Linked DNA regions of Homo sapiens: region 2 is linked to region 1. The links are chromatin contacts, found by Hi-C in ENCODE. All regions are on one chromosome and are shown on one strand. Each heading gives the region's core, a stretch centred on a gene start or an enhancer-like site at or near the end of the contact. The rest is flanking DNA. Distances are from core to core; before and after follow the strand shown. Region 1 holds the start of PALS2 (protein associated with LIN7 2, MAGUK p55 family member). Region 2 overlaps LOC105375199 (a long non-coding RNA gene).

Region 1 (7,381 bases), core at 1,593-4,092:
ACTGAACAGGAAGACTAAACAAAACTGGTCCCTACAACAAAAAAATAAAATCTTTAATTCAATACTAGCACCATATCAGGAAAGAGATCTCTTGTGCTTATCTGCTCTTATATTTATAAATGTGAAGACTACTTTTCTAAAGAACCTACAGTTAAAACAAAACTAGCATAATTTTTCTCCGCCTAAGTTTTAAGGAATAACTGACATATTCCCAAACAGTTCAGTATTTATCAAATGGGTAAGTGTTCATTCTTCCTGAAATAAACATCAGCACATCACTTACATGGTTAACTATACTTACCTGAAGTAGAGTTCTGATTTAAAAAAAAAAAATCTAGTCACTCATCAAGTGAATCACTCTGGAAGGAAAAATTATTAACTATTATATACCTAATGTGAATTTTACAAGATACTCTTTTTCAAAAGTCACCTAGCAATAGGTAATTTATATTAGAGTGATGTCAAAAGTATAAATGCGTCCTCTTACCTCTTTTAATTTTATTTTCTGGCTGTTTTTTTACAATTAGCCTTTGACTAGCACTAATCCTGTATTATTTGTAACTCTCTCAGCAATAATATGATGCTACTCCATTTTTACAAAGCTCAGATGTCAAAAATATGAAAGACATTTAATTAAAATATCTGTTTTATTCTGCTAATCCATTATTAAGTAGTAAAGCATGTAAAGGGATAGTAAATATTCAAACAAGCAACTTCAATTTTAAAACAACTTTTTAAAAAGATAACACATAGAGTCACAGTTATGTCTTCTTGGTTATCTCAAGCTAAAAAGAGGGGGAGTGGGGAGAGAAAGAGAGAAGCAGGCTATGTAGTGCTCTGGAACAATTTCAGCCTAAAATGAGACTCAGAAGCAAACTGCTCCCTCAAATGTTTAAAAATATGATTCATTTTTAAAAATCCAACAGTTGGCCTAAAGAAAAAAAAAGATTCTGTCTTATATAGAGCTACTAGACTTGCTTAAACACCTTAATTTTTCCAGTGTTGATTTAACCTAGAATGCAAAATAATTCATTTTGACATTCCAGATGTCAAGAATTCGGTGGCATCAGTAAGGACACATACACACCTCTTTCATAAAGATGGTGTGCAGTCTCCATAGGACAAAATTGAGCAATTAAAAGTGTTACCATTTGTGTATTATGTAACCGTAGTCCAGAATGAAGGAAACATGGACCTTAAAGAGTAACACATCGTGCAAACACGCATTTAAACACCTATTTAAATATATGATAGATTTAAGGTACAAATGACCTCAAAATGACACAACCCACAAAAGTTCTTTGTTTACTGTTAACAAGGCCTCAGAAGACATAACTATAATCAGGCCTACTACCCACTACCCTATCATTGCACAGTAGATGCCTACAATAAGCAATATTACTTGAGGTCCGTTGCTATACCTATATACGGAAACTATATACCGCATTACTAAAAATGTTACTTCGCCTGGTATATTCGACCAACATAAGTTTACAAATGATTTGCAAAATTTCACGGGAAGAAATGGCTGCTAAATCATACTCCAATTGAAACGCATTTTAACGCACCCCAAACGTTCTCAGCTACACTACAAGACCACTTGTAATATACTTGAAGCACAAAGTAAAATTCCAACACTCTCCAAAGGCGTAGGAAAGAATAAAACGTGGCTAGCCTGACCTTACCCGGCTGTTTATAAGTAATGCGGAGAATTTTCTGAGCTTCCCCGGCAGTCTTCAATTCTCTCCCTCGCTTCACCCCCACCCCCTACACAGATGCACACCCAACTGATGGAAGTTTAACAAATGTAATCTCGAGCTGCAATCCCAGAAACTGGTAGGATTGAGAATAAACTCCCAGTAAAGTGTTAAAAAGTCCTTCTGCAAAAAAACATCTACCAACCAATCCACATCCTGTCACCACACGGTCGGATACCTCAATCGACTCCCCTGCTGACCCTCCACCCAGCCAAAATAAAAAAGCCCCAGCACCTATTTGGTTTCAGACAAACGTACCGAGAATCCGCGAGCACGATCTCAGCAGCGAACGCCCCCGCGGCAGCCTGTGCTCGGCCCACAGCCACTTTGGCCAAACAACTGGAGTCTCGTACCTCGGAAGTAGCGGCGGTAGTTGGAGAAAGCCTCCTCCCCTACCAACTCCGAGCTCGGGAGAGAACCGGGAGCCGGCGGAATCACCCCCTCTCGGGACAGACCCCGGAGGTGTCAGTCACAGCAACGCCGCCCCCAGGCCGGCTCTCCATTCAGGCTCCACCGCGACTCCCGCCGCAGAGGTGTAGGCACCCAAGCCCCGCGCCCGAAGGGGCCCCGCGCGTCTGCGGCCCTAGCCCCAGTCGGGGCCGCGCCGGGGAGCGCGTGGGGAGCGGCGGCAAGCAGCATGGGCCAGACACGTTGCCGAGCTCCGGCCCGCCCAGCCGCCCGCAGCCAGAGAGGCAGGAGCCCGGCCGAGCGCCCCTTCCGCGCGGGCCGGGCTGGGGGCGGCCAGCAGCCTCCCCGACCGCGGCGCCGCCGCCGCCGCCTGCCGGTCCCTCTTCCCCGCGCCCGCCGAAGCCCAGGTGCCGAGGGGGGCGGGGCGGGCCAGGGTCCCCGCGTGGCGCGCCGCGCCGAGCAACAGGGCGCCCCCGGCCGGCCCGGCGCGCGGCGCGACCGTTACCCGAGCGGCGTGGGGGTCCAGTTAACTCACCGGCTCGCACCTCAGCCGCCTCCGCGCCGCCGCTGCCGCCGCTCCCGGTCGCTCCCCGCCGCCGCTGCTCTCCCTCAGCCACAGGCGCCGCCGAGCAGCCCCATCTGCAAACTCGTGGCTCGTAGTTGAGAACTGGAAATGCGTCTCTCACTGCCCTCCGCCTCCCTCTCTCTCCTCCCCCTCCCTCGCTCCCCACTCTGCCCCAGCTCCGGTCGCCCCCGCCGCTGCCTCCGCGCGCGCAGCCAGCCGCGCCTCAGCCGCCCTCCTCCTCCTCCTCCTCCTCCTCCTCCTCCTCCAGCCGCCGCCGCCGCCGCCGCTTGGGCGCGCTCCCAGCCGGCCTCGCGCGTGCGCCGGACGTCGGGGAGCGCGCGCTCGGGCGCGAGGAGGTGCCACCGCCTCCGGAAAGCCGGGCCCCGCCCCTCCCGCCGCGGCTGGGCGCCCAGGTGGAGCCCCCTCCCAGCTTCTGAGCGCCCAGACTGACTGCGCTCTGCGCCCGGCCGGCTCGCTTCAGGGGTCCCGGACCTGCGCCCGCGAGAGAGGGCTGGTCGGACCCAGTCCCCGCCGGGTCTCCTGGGCCGAAGTCGCAGCTGTCTGTCAGCATTTACGGGTGGGCAAGATACTCCTCGGGGCATAAAACAGGCTCCGCCCTGACCTTTCTGAGAGTTTTACATTCAAGAACCCAGTCGTGGGGCACAAAAGAGAAATGGAACGAGAAGAAAAGCCTCTGGAAAAATCTCCCCCTCCCCCTTCACAGACTCCACTGGATCTGATGTGTATTTGGCAGGTTCTACGGCGCTGACTGTGTCCTTCATTAATTTTTTCCCAAAGGCCCGACCGGGCAGTGTGATTCACACCCGAGGAAATGCATGGACACTGGCTCTTTTCATAGCACCGAGGCTCCCGTGGAACTCCCTGGGTCGGCTTTGCCAGACACTCCCTGGACACAGTTGTTCAGCTCCTCCCCAGCACCTGGGCTTCCCAGACCTCAAAAGGGTGGGGTTGGGGAGGGCATGCCATCCTTTCAGCCTGGACTCTGCGTAGAGCTTGGTGAACTGTGATGAGTGTCCGGATGTGTAGATGACACATTTTGACAGAAGTGCAGATTTAATTTTTCAGTTGAAAGGAACTGAGCAATGCACTGCAGCAGAGACTTCTGGCTAGAAAAACATAGCAAGGCAGCCAGAGAACTTCCGATCCCCTTAAAAGAGCTCTGTGAACCCTCAGACCTGTGACAGGCGGCTTTTGGAAAAACTATTGTGTTCTTCCTAAAATTGAAGAATGTAATTTACATTTTACAAAATGCTTACTGCAATCTTTTCAAACCATGAACGTAGAAAGTGCAAGTCAAACTTTACGTGTGAGGAGTGTTATGAGGTGGCCTCCTCTGTGCAGCCTTTCCTGGCTTCTCTTGGGCACCTTGCACAAACCAGACCATTAATAAGTGTTTGCAGAATAAATGCGTGCATCATGGCCCTTTGGATTCAGAGATGAAGTTATAAGTTGTATTGTCTCCTCTCTTTGTGAATGTGGCAGGCATGGAAGGGAGAGAGAAAATACTATTGATGAGATGTATTAAGAAGGTCCAGTGTCCAAAACAGTGATTTTTGTGTTTATCCTCAACCAAGCATCAAAGATTAATTTACTTTTCCATTAGGATCATTAATTTTGCAAACCAACATGCAGGGGGGCCTTGTACAGTGTTAATTTAGAACCTTCTTTCCTGGAACCACAAACCCAGGCAAAGGTAATTGGAAGCATTTAAGGAGACTCAAACGTGCCCAGGGCACAGAGTAGCTTTGGGCCCCCTGTAGTCAGGATGGCTGGATGAAATGAAGTGGAGTGGGCTCGGAGCCCAAGGCAGAGACAAAGCGGAAGGATGGGGTTTGTCTTCTCGGGGTGTCAGCAAGACCTTTCAGGTCCTTCTTGCTGCCCCAGGCCCACTTGCTTCTCACAGGACACCCATGGGTCCTCCCTGCTGTACCCTACCCAGGCTTGTGAACTCTTTTCCCTTCTGACTCTTAACCTTAACACATCCCCTTGGACCCAGCCACTTAGTTACTTGCCCTGAGCTTCTCTGGGGTTGGGGTGGGAGGTAGGGTATGAATGTCATTTCCAGATATGTTAGTGATCCTTAATAGTGCACTTTTATTTCCTCAAGGGTCTTCTGGAAACAATGTCCTAACCTACTCTACCCCTGCTCCCTGCAAGTAGAATGATGTTAACTGAGGAAGTTTTAGGGAGGGAGGGTTTGGGGTAGGCTCTGCCCCTCAAATTACATGCAGACCTACCTGACTTAAAGCTGGCACCACTCCTGGCCAACTGCTTTATCTCTGCATCTACCAGAGACCCAGCATTTGGGAGCAGGAATACAGGAACAATTATCTTTCATTTGCAGTTCCAAGTCTGTGCTCTAAGTAATGACAGCAGCTATCAGATGGAGGCTTATCACTGCCGTAAGACTCAGCTTCATTCTTAGAGTCAGAAAAATGATTTTGCTCCAATAACTGTCTTTGATTGCTCCCCTTCAGAAAGCTCTTGCCGGTGAAGTTCCTCTCTCAGTGTCAGATGAGTATTGTATCAAATACTCATATACAGTTATAAAAGGAAACACTATTTCCTTTTATAAATGATATTCCCATTTTATAACATTCTGCCCTTCCTCTAAACTTTAAAGGTGGGACATGCCAGGATAAATTTAAAGTGTTCTCAGTTAAACATTGGAACTCCCATCATTGGTTCCCAACTCAGCTTTCTGAGAGGTCATCATACTGAGACACCACCATCCATTTCCCATACCGGTTACAAATTCTTCATTCCAAGAAAGGGGAATGATATGATTGAGAATGATGGTGGATCTTTCTCTTCAGTGTCCTTAATAGTCTGACTTTTCATTTCCTTCAAGGTTACTCTAAAGGGATCATAATTTTACCACAGCCCAGTATCTCCCAACGGTAATTCAATTTAAAATTTGAATTTTGATTCTTAATTCAGGAGCATCCATCACTCAATTTTGTTTCCTCCTTCAAATGTAAACAACATACACTTTTAATGTGATTACATTTTCTTTTCTCTTCTGACCTGCTTTGCTCCTACAGAAATTGAGAATTTTGCTAATAGCCCCGAATTTTAGCAAAAGCAAATCCTGTGTACTTGTTTTTCAACTAATCCATCATAGTAAAAGCAGTGACACTCCTGGAGGATAGCTTTATTTAAAAATGCAACTGGCATGCATCACAAAGTCCAACCAAGTTTTCCTTCAGAATACTTTATTTAGCTTCACTCCTTTTATCTCTGCTCACAAAGCTAGGTCAGATTCCAATTTCCAGCCTCCTTGCTAACCTTTCTAATTCTAGCCTCTCTCTTGCTTCCTTGCAATTTATCCTATACTCAGAGCAGTGCTTCTTAATTTTTGGCTCTTTATTGAAATCACCCAGAGAACTTTAAGAAACAAAACAAAGCACTGATGCTTTGATGCCATCCCAGACTTAATTGCTCTGGAGCACAGCCTGGGTGCCAGGATTTTTTCAGAGCTCTCCAGATAACTCTAATACGCAGCCAGAGTTAAGAACTATGGAAATGAATCATCTTCCAAACAACATTTATACCAAATCTTCACAACAGTGGGGTAGCTCCAAATTACCTCGAGTAATCAAATTAAAATTCCTAATCCTGTGCTTTAAGACTCTTTGCCAATTGACTAGAATAGTCCCCTTTCAAAACAGCTTAAATTTATCTCCTTCCTAAAGCTTCTCCAGATTAGTCTCACCTGGCTGCCTGAAGATCACCGTTCCCAGCTCTGAGCATCCCGACTGGCACTGGTTTACAAACCGCTGGACCTCAGTTGATTGTGTACATTATTGTTTTAATCTTGCTTTCATAGATATTTGTCAGAGGCTTTTCTTATAATCTAAATCTTTCCAAAAGTCCCACTGGGTCAACTGTCTCAAACAGAAATGTCTTAGCAGAACTTTCTCCTCTAAACTAGCTGTCTGAAAAAACATTTCCTGATACGATGGCAGTTCTTTTTTTTTTTTTAATCATCACAATTAAAGCCAAACATTATAAGAACTTGAGTTTTGGGGTTGTTTGGTTTTTCCTTAAAAAAGAAAACTATATATCTCAGCATATCTCCTTGACTTTTCTTACCATTATTTGTTTATTTTAGGCATTGGAATTGGGCTTCCACACCCACTTCTCTGCTGAAACTACTATTTCCATCACAATTAACATTTTCATTCATGTGTTCATCCATTCAGTCACTCATTTACTAGTGAAGCATAATGAAAATAAAAAAATTAACAATATCAAGTAGTCCCTACCTAATGGCGAAGAATAATAAGCAAAATATTACATAATAAGTGCTATGCCAGGTGTCTTAATAGTATATGACAGAATTAGTGGGGAAGGTCTTTGCTTAGTGTTCATGCCATTGAACTTCTCTGCAGTGTTTGAGGAGGTTAATCTCTCGTACTCTCACTCTCTAAACCTCTCTTTTCCTTTAACTTCTCTGATACCATACCACCTGGGAGCTCTTTCGACCTCTCTGACTGTTCCATCTCTGACCCTTACTTTGCTGTGTTATCTCCTCCTACTTCCTAAAGAAAAATGTTCCACTAAGAATGAAATAAATTTTTGAGGAGAAACTTAAAAAGAGCAGATAGTACTGTTTATCTTGAGAATC
Region 2 (7,381 bases), core at 2,971-5,470, 1.4 Mb before region 1:
TTGAAGCATAGTTGTTATCCTGGGACCTCCCTTTACTATCATCTAATGAATTCGTCTCTTTTTGAGTCCTCTCTTGTCTGCATTCTATGTCTTCAACTTGCCTGGTTTTATTTAAACCAGCAGTATCTTCCTGAGAAGGAATATAAGGGAAATCAAGCTCTAAATACCTTGTATGTTTGAAAATGTCTTTATTCTACCCTCACATTTGATTTGTAGCTTAGTTGTTATACAATACTAGATTTGAAAATATTTCCTCTAAATAAATGTGAAGCTATTACTCCATGGGTTCTAGCTTCCAATGTTACTGTTGAGAAGTCTGAGGAAAAAAGTCAGCATTTTTATAACATGAGCTATGGGCCAGGCTCTATTTTATGTGTTTTATATCCATTATGCCAGATAAGTGGGAGGTAGTCTTATTATTTCTGTTTTAGAAATGAAGAAACTGAAGCAAGAGAGGTTCAGTAACTTACCCAAAATCACACAACTAGTATTTGAGTTACAAGCCCAGGTAGTTGGCTCCAGAATCCATGTTCTTAACCACTGTGCTATCTTACCTGTCATGTCATTCTCTTTCCCAGTACTTTCTATGTGGCTTGTGTTATCTTTCTGGGAGCATTTAGGTCTTCCATTTGTCATGTTAGGTACTCAGTGGACCTTTACCATCTGGAGGCATGTTTCCTTCCATTCTGGAAAATTTTCTCTTATTATTGATTATTATTAGTTGATAATTTTCTTCCCTCTGTTTCTCCTATCTCTATTTTGCAACTCCTATTATTCAGATATTGGACTTCCCAGGTTGATTTTTAAATGTTCTTATCTCTTCTTTCCTATTTTCTGACTCTTAAACATTTTGTATTACTTTCTAAAAGATTTTATTGCCTTTATCTTCTAATATTCTGAATGAGTTTCAATTTTTATCATATTTGTAATTGTCAAGAGTCCTTTCATGTTCTCCAGTTGTTCTCTTTTTATTGAATTCTGTTCTTCCTTATCTTTCTGAGAATACTAGTTAAAAATATTTTTTAAAATGTTCTTTGATTCCTTTCATTTTCTCTTTCCTCCTGGTCCCCTTGTTTGCTCAGTCTGTGTCTTCAGGTCACAGGCTTTCACCAAGTGTCTAGTTGTTCTTTCATATTTAAGAATAAGATGCTAAAAGCTCACTTGACGTTCTGTAAACAAGGGCAAGAATTGTTGATTGGTAGGAAGAGGATAACCAGGTGGGTGCCAGCTTTTTGTTGGGAGAACCTTAAATATGCGCATCACAGGATATACCTCTGGACTGTTTGGGTCTGCAGTGCAGGTCTTCCAGTCCTCCTGTCTGTACTGATATTCCCTGTTGCTGATGTTCTGAGACCTAGATAGGAGAAGGGGCCCACAGCTCATGGCTCTGTGGGCTTTCATTTCATATTCCTGGCTTTAGCTTCATGCCTACCCCCTACTCCAGTGCTCTTATAAGGCTGGTGTCTTCTAGGTTGAGTCTCTCCTTTCAACCCATCCAAAAATAAATCTCCTGAGTCTTTTAGGAGGCTGTTTGGGAAACCCTGTCCTCTGGCTGTATGTGGTGGGGAGGAGGTCCAATGCTTCTGAATAAAGCCTGTGAAACCCATGTCTGTGTCCGGCTTCCTGCCTGACATCTGCCTCCCCTAGCATCTGGCGTCTCCCAGTGCAGGGTCTCCAGGGCTCTGAGGAGTCAGTTGGCTTACATTTTATTGGGCCTGGGTTGTAACTTTGTTCTTTTCTGCCAGGTCAGTTACCGCTCCTCTCTTGGCTACCCATCCACCGTCTCCTGTTTACTACTGTCTTCCCTGGAGCCTCTTTCTGCATGTGGAGTAGTAACTTTTTATTGTAGTCTTAGTGAGGTCTTAGGAGAGTGACTAGATGAACGTATGTGTTCAGTTTGCTGAGATTTTTACTTTTTGTTGTGGGTTGAATTGTATCCCTTCAAAATTCATATGCTGAAGTCCCACCCCCTAGTGCCTCAGAATGTGACCTTATTTGGAAAGAGGGATGTGGCAGATATAATCAGTTAAGATAAGGCCACACTGGAGGTGGGTGGACCCCCTAATCCAATGTGATTGGTATCCTTATAAAAAGAAGAAATCTGGACACGGACATGTGCACAGGGAGAATGCCATGTGAAGACTGGAATTATGCTATCACAAGCCAAAAGCAAGGAAAGAGGTTGGGAACAGATCCTTCCTTAGCTCATCCAGAAGGAACCAGCCCTTCCATAGCCTTGATCGTGGACTTTGGCCTCCAGAGCTAGGAGATAATTCATTTCTGTTGTTAAGCCACCCAGCCTCTGGCACTTTGTTACAGCAGTCCCAGGACACTTATGTGGGTTGAGCATCCCTTATTTGAAGTGCTTGGGGCCAGAAGTGTTTCGGATTTTAGGGTTTTTATTTTTTATTGTTTTGAATTTTGGAATATTTGCATATACATAATGAGATATGTTAGGAATATGACCCGAGCCTAAACATGATATTTATTTATGTTTAATATACACGTATGCACATAGCCTGAAGGTAATTTTATATAGTATTTTAAATAATTTCATGCATAAAACAAAGATTTGACTGCATTTTGACTGTGACCCATCACATGAGGTTAGGTGTGGAATTTTCCACTTGTGGCATTGTGTCAGCATTCAAAAAATGTCAGATTTTCAGACTAGGGATACTCGACCTGTACACACAAAAAAACCTTATTTTGATGTATGTATTCTTGCAGATCACCTCAAGTCTTTGGGAGAAGGTGCAGAATAAATAAATATAAATAACATTGAACCAACAGCAGTTTCTGAGTGTGGACTGAATTACCACAGGGTGTGCAAGGGGAGTGTGTCCACCGTTTTGTAGCTTAGCATGGTTTCTGGAACTTAGTTCATGTTCAACACATGTTAGTAGTAGTAGTAGCAGTAGTTGTTGTTATTAGTATTATTATTATAACTACATGAACCGGGCATTTTAAAATTTATTTCAATATTTAATTTAGAGAAGTACATGTATATATATTTTGGAGACAGAGTCTCACTGTATCTCGAGTCTGGAGTGCAGTGGCATGATCTCACTCAGCTCACTGCAACCTCCACCTCCCAGGTTCAAGCAATTCTCGTTCCTCAGCTACCCAAGTAGATGGGACTACACGCACCCACCACCACGCCTGGCTAATTTTTTTATTTTTAGTAGAGACAGGGTCTCACCATATTGGCCAGACTGGTCTCGAACTCCTGACCTCAAGTGATCTGCCCGCCTCAGCCTCCCAAAGTGTTAGGATTACAGGCGTGAGCCACTGTGCCCGGCCCTTGGCAAGGCTATGTTAAAACAAAGGATGTTATGGGTTACCTAATAACTTGACATAGTGTATTTTTTTGTTTTGTTTTGTTTTGTTTTTGTTTTTGTTTTTGTTTTGAGACTGAGTTTTACTCTTGTCGCCCAGGCTGGAGTGCAATGGTGTGATCTTGGCTCACTGCAACCTCTGCCTCCTGGGGCCAACCAATTCTCCTGCCTCAGCCTCCGAGTAGCTGGGATTACAGGTGTGCGCCACAACGGCCAGCTAATTTTTGTATTTTTAGTAGAGACGGGGTTACACCATATTGGCCAGGCTGGTCTCAAACTCCTGACCTCAGGTGATCCATCCGCCTTGGCTTCCCAGAGTGCTGGGATTACAGGCATGAACCACCGTGCCCAGCCCATAGTGGTAATTTCTTAATGCCTTTGTGGAACCAGCTCAGTGGTTGGGACACTTTTACAGGTGAGTGGGCTTTGAAGCATAAGGCTCTTCAGGGCAAGTCCCTTAGGAGCAGCCTTATAAAGACGTAAGGCAATGCTGACCTCTCTCGTGGCATGGGTCTCCCCTCTGGGCAGCAGCCCCTGCTGATGGCGGGGATAGTTCAGAAGGAATTTGGTGGCCGGGAACGTCCTCTGTGCTGAGCGCACCCTCTAGTCCTTTGCCATGCAGCTGTGGCGATTTGCGTAGCCTGTGCTATTTATAACTGCATATTTGCTCAGAAAGAACCATCTCATTTTCTGACTGCAGCTGCCCACACGGGTCTGGCCGCCGCTGGGGTTTTCCAGCAGGCCACCACGCCGCCACATCACTTGAGAGCATCTTCCGTGGGTTCTGCCTCGTTCTCCTGCCCTCATGACGTTCTGTGGTTTCACTTTGGCTCACTCATTCATCTCACAGCCATGCATTGAGCACCTACTATGGGCCAGACACTATCCAAGGCCCTCAGAAAACTGAGTGAGACACATGTGCTGCAAATCCCTCCCTCAAGTAGCTTGCAGGCTATGAGGAAGACTGATAGGCAATTTACTGTGCAGGTTCTTAGCCTTTGGTGTTAGTTTCTACCTTCTCTTCCTCTGTTTTCAAACCAGATCCTTGGCGGGAACCTGCCATGCCGCAAGCTTGTTTTTGTCTTTCCATTCACTGTCAAACTCTACCACGTGATTGCACCCACTCATTAAATGCCCTGCAGCCTGGCTTCCTGCCTAGATCACCAGTCACTCATACCGGCTACCCTCCCTTTACCCTCACGTTTCAGTTCTCTTTTGACTGTGAAGACCTAGTGTTGGACCCAGTGGAACACCTGTGTGTCTCCGCACGTGGCGCCCGCGCTGGCTAGCCTCACTCCTTTGCTCTGCTCCCTCTGACATGGGTTCTGTCACCTCCTCTTCCCTTGGGACCCAGGAGCCCTGACTTCAACCTGATCTTCCTTCTCTCCAGTTCCCAAACCCAGCCAGTCCCAGGCCGTCGTGTTCCCTCCCATCTCTGGAGGACTCATTTGGCAAGTGTCATGATTTACCTTGTGGTTTATCAAGGGGTACTGTTGATTGGTAGTTATTTTTGTCATCTCATAATTTGAGTTTTCATGCAGATTGTGAATGGTCCTTGTTCACAGAGCTAATAAGCAGTCCCTTCTGGCTGAATCTGCTGAGGACTGGCAATAGATATTTTCCCTTCTCTTTAGCTAGTTAGCTAGTGTGCCAGGCCTGGCCTGTGAGGCCATTCCTTCCCAGCTGTGCTGTGTAATGCAGGAGGCTGGCCCTTGTGGGCTATTTCTTAGGATCCGGTGTCAGCTGCTTTCTGGCTGGGTTTGGCCAATGGAAGGCACCAATGGGAACTGCATGGTGAGAAGAAGAGAGAAGCCACAATGTTTCTCCTTGCCCTTCCCTGTCTTGAATGGCATCTACAGCTCCAGCTCCTACCAATCAGGCCCCTGTGGTTCCAGCTTCTGCAGGGTGACCTGGCTTCTTCTGGCTTCTGGTAACACTGCTTCCTCCTTTGATCCTCCACTTTAGGGGCAGTATAGCTTCCTGTCCCTGCTCATCTCTGGGTTATGTCACCGTCTCCTAGTAACTGCTCAGCTTTGTTGTCTCCTGAGCAACCAAAATACTCAGAGTGGTTTCTGTTCCCTGGCTAGATTATGGCAGACATGGTTATTCCTGCCTTCTTCCCTTCCTTCCCTCTCTTCTTCCCTTGTTCCCTCCCTTTTTCCTTCCTTCCTTCCAATTAGTTATTTATTGCTGCATAACAAATTACTCTAAAACCTAGGCAATAAGCATTTAAGAGCTCACAGGTCCTGTAAGTAAGGAATCTGGGCACAGCCTAGCTGGGCACCTCTGGCTCAAGTTGTCTCATGCAGTCAAGCTGTTGGTAAGGGTTTTGGTCTTATCTGAAAGCATGACTTGTGAGGGGGCTTCATCCCCAAGATCACTTGCTTGGTGGTCCTCAGCCCCTTGCTATGTGGCCTCTCTGCAGGACACCCTTGTGATGTGGCAGCTAGCTTCCACCAAGGCAAGCGGTTATAGAAAGGGAGAAGGGGAGAGAAAGCCCGAGACAGAAACCACTGCCTTTTTATAGCCCAATCTTGGAAGTGGCATCTGATCTCTTTTTCTGTATTCTATTTGCTACAAGTGAAGTTAATAATAAGGCCAGCCCATATTCAAGAAGACACTACACAAGGGTATGAATACCAGGAGGTGTTGATAATTGGAGGTCATCTTAGAGACTTCTTGTCTTTCTTTCCTCCTTCTCAACCTACCTCCATCCCTTTCTTCTTCCTTCTGTTCCTTCCTTCTTCCCTCCCTCTCTTCCCTCCCTCCCACTCTTCCCTTTGTTCTTCTCTCCTTCCTCCATCCTTCCTATCCTCCTTCCCTCTCTCCCTCACTCCCCCTTCCTTCCCTTTCTTTCTTTTTTCCTTCCTTCCTCCCTTCCTCCCTCTCTTGCCTCCTTCCCTCCTTCCCTTCTTGCTCCCCTCTCTCCCTCCCTCCCTTCCTCCTTTCTTTCCTCCTTCCTTCCTTCTTTCTGGAAGTGGTAGAAATTATAAGGAGATTGTTTTGGGATCTTGTGCCACAGATTGTCTTTCCAAAGCCAACTCTACCTTTTGAATCCTGCATATTTCTTTGTCTTCTCCAACACCATCAGCAAGATATAAATGAAATGGGTGTCTATGGGCTGGTTTGGGAATACCATTTGTAATACTGCATACATGGGAACTTGTACTTGACACTCTATATTCCAAATATATTAGTGAATTTTTTTTGGACACAACCTATTTGTAAATTGCCAATTCGCTGGAATAACAACAATCACAAAAGATTGTTGTTTTTGAGACACCATTTGACTCTTAATATCAGAGATATTGTCATGCGCTTCCTGATTGGTTTAATTTCACCTGGGACTGATATTAAAGGAGGTATATTGTTCACATTACAGATACAGGTTCCTCAGTGCACCTATCTGTTAGGGATGAACTGAAGCATGGAAGTTAAAATAAGGGTAATATTATTTCTTCAAAGGTACTCATCCCTTTTGGAAATGGTACTCAATTCTTTTTCTTTAAATGTCACAGAATTGCTGATGTCATCAGTAGGAAATCTAGTTTATGGACCTTCCCTCCCAATGATAGCAGTCATTCCTGTGAAATGACACCTCCTTGCTAATATTGAATTGTGGGGTGCTACACTGAGTCACTCAAAGAGGAGCTGAGAAATGAAACAAAGATTACATAGACCAGCCATCTACCGAGCTGTAAGATTTGGTATTCTATTTTCTACTGAGGATTGATTATTCTCCATTTCATGGCAATTTCTGTGTCAGTCTTTGAAAAGAAGTAAAACAATATAATAAGAGAGAGACGATAACTTGTAATTGTTGATTCCTTCACAGACACTGGGATGGATTAAATGCTGACATATTTGCCATAAATACGGATATGGATGTCTGCCAATGCGAGAGTCACCCACGTATCTGCCAAAACAAACATAGTTAGGCACTATTTAAGATATCCGTCTTCAGAAAGCACAGAACTATATCAATTTTTAAAATTGATTTTTAAAGCTTATAATCAAACCCTCTGATCTATTCTTCCTATTTC

Evidence for each region. Hi-C counts contacts between places; a loop is a spot of excess contacts on that map. Pooled maps may share reads with other maps.
Region 2: a map with no recorded cell type shows a loop between it and region 1 (3-fold over the local background). The contact joins the enhancer-like site here to the promoter of PALS2 in region 1. A Hi-C loop is called at or near these places in 1 of 168 maps with a recorded cell type or tissue (CD4-positive, alpha-beta T cell), 1 of 37 single-sample maps with no recorded cell type and 7 of 50 pooled maps.

Annotation. Positions count from the first base shown.
Region 1 is chr7:24,568,913-24,576,293 of GRCh38, reverse strand. It overlaps PALS2 (protein associated with LIN7 2, MAGUK p55 family member), which reads right to left and starts at 2,842. Exons shown (of 12, transcript NM_001303037.2): 1 at 2,701-2,842. RefSeq lists enhancers at 1,974-2,093, 2,144-2,193, 2,139-2,638, 3,504-3,603, 3,624-3,693 and 1 more and a silencer at 2,294-3,363.
Region 2 is chr7:25,965,455-25,972,835 of GRCh38, reverse strand. All of the region lies in intron 6 of LOC105375199 (a long non-coding RNA gene), which reads left to right. Among named protein-coding and RNA genes, the nearest start is that of MIR148A, 19 kb to the right of the region's middle. RefSeq lists enhancers at 3,839-4,278, 4,729-4,788. Within about 2 kb of position 4,220, at least 5 of the 41 ENCODE cell types and tissues checked have a DNase peak (open chromatin) inside an H3K27ac peak, as active enhancers do.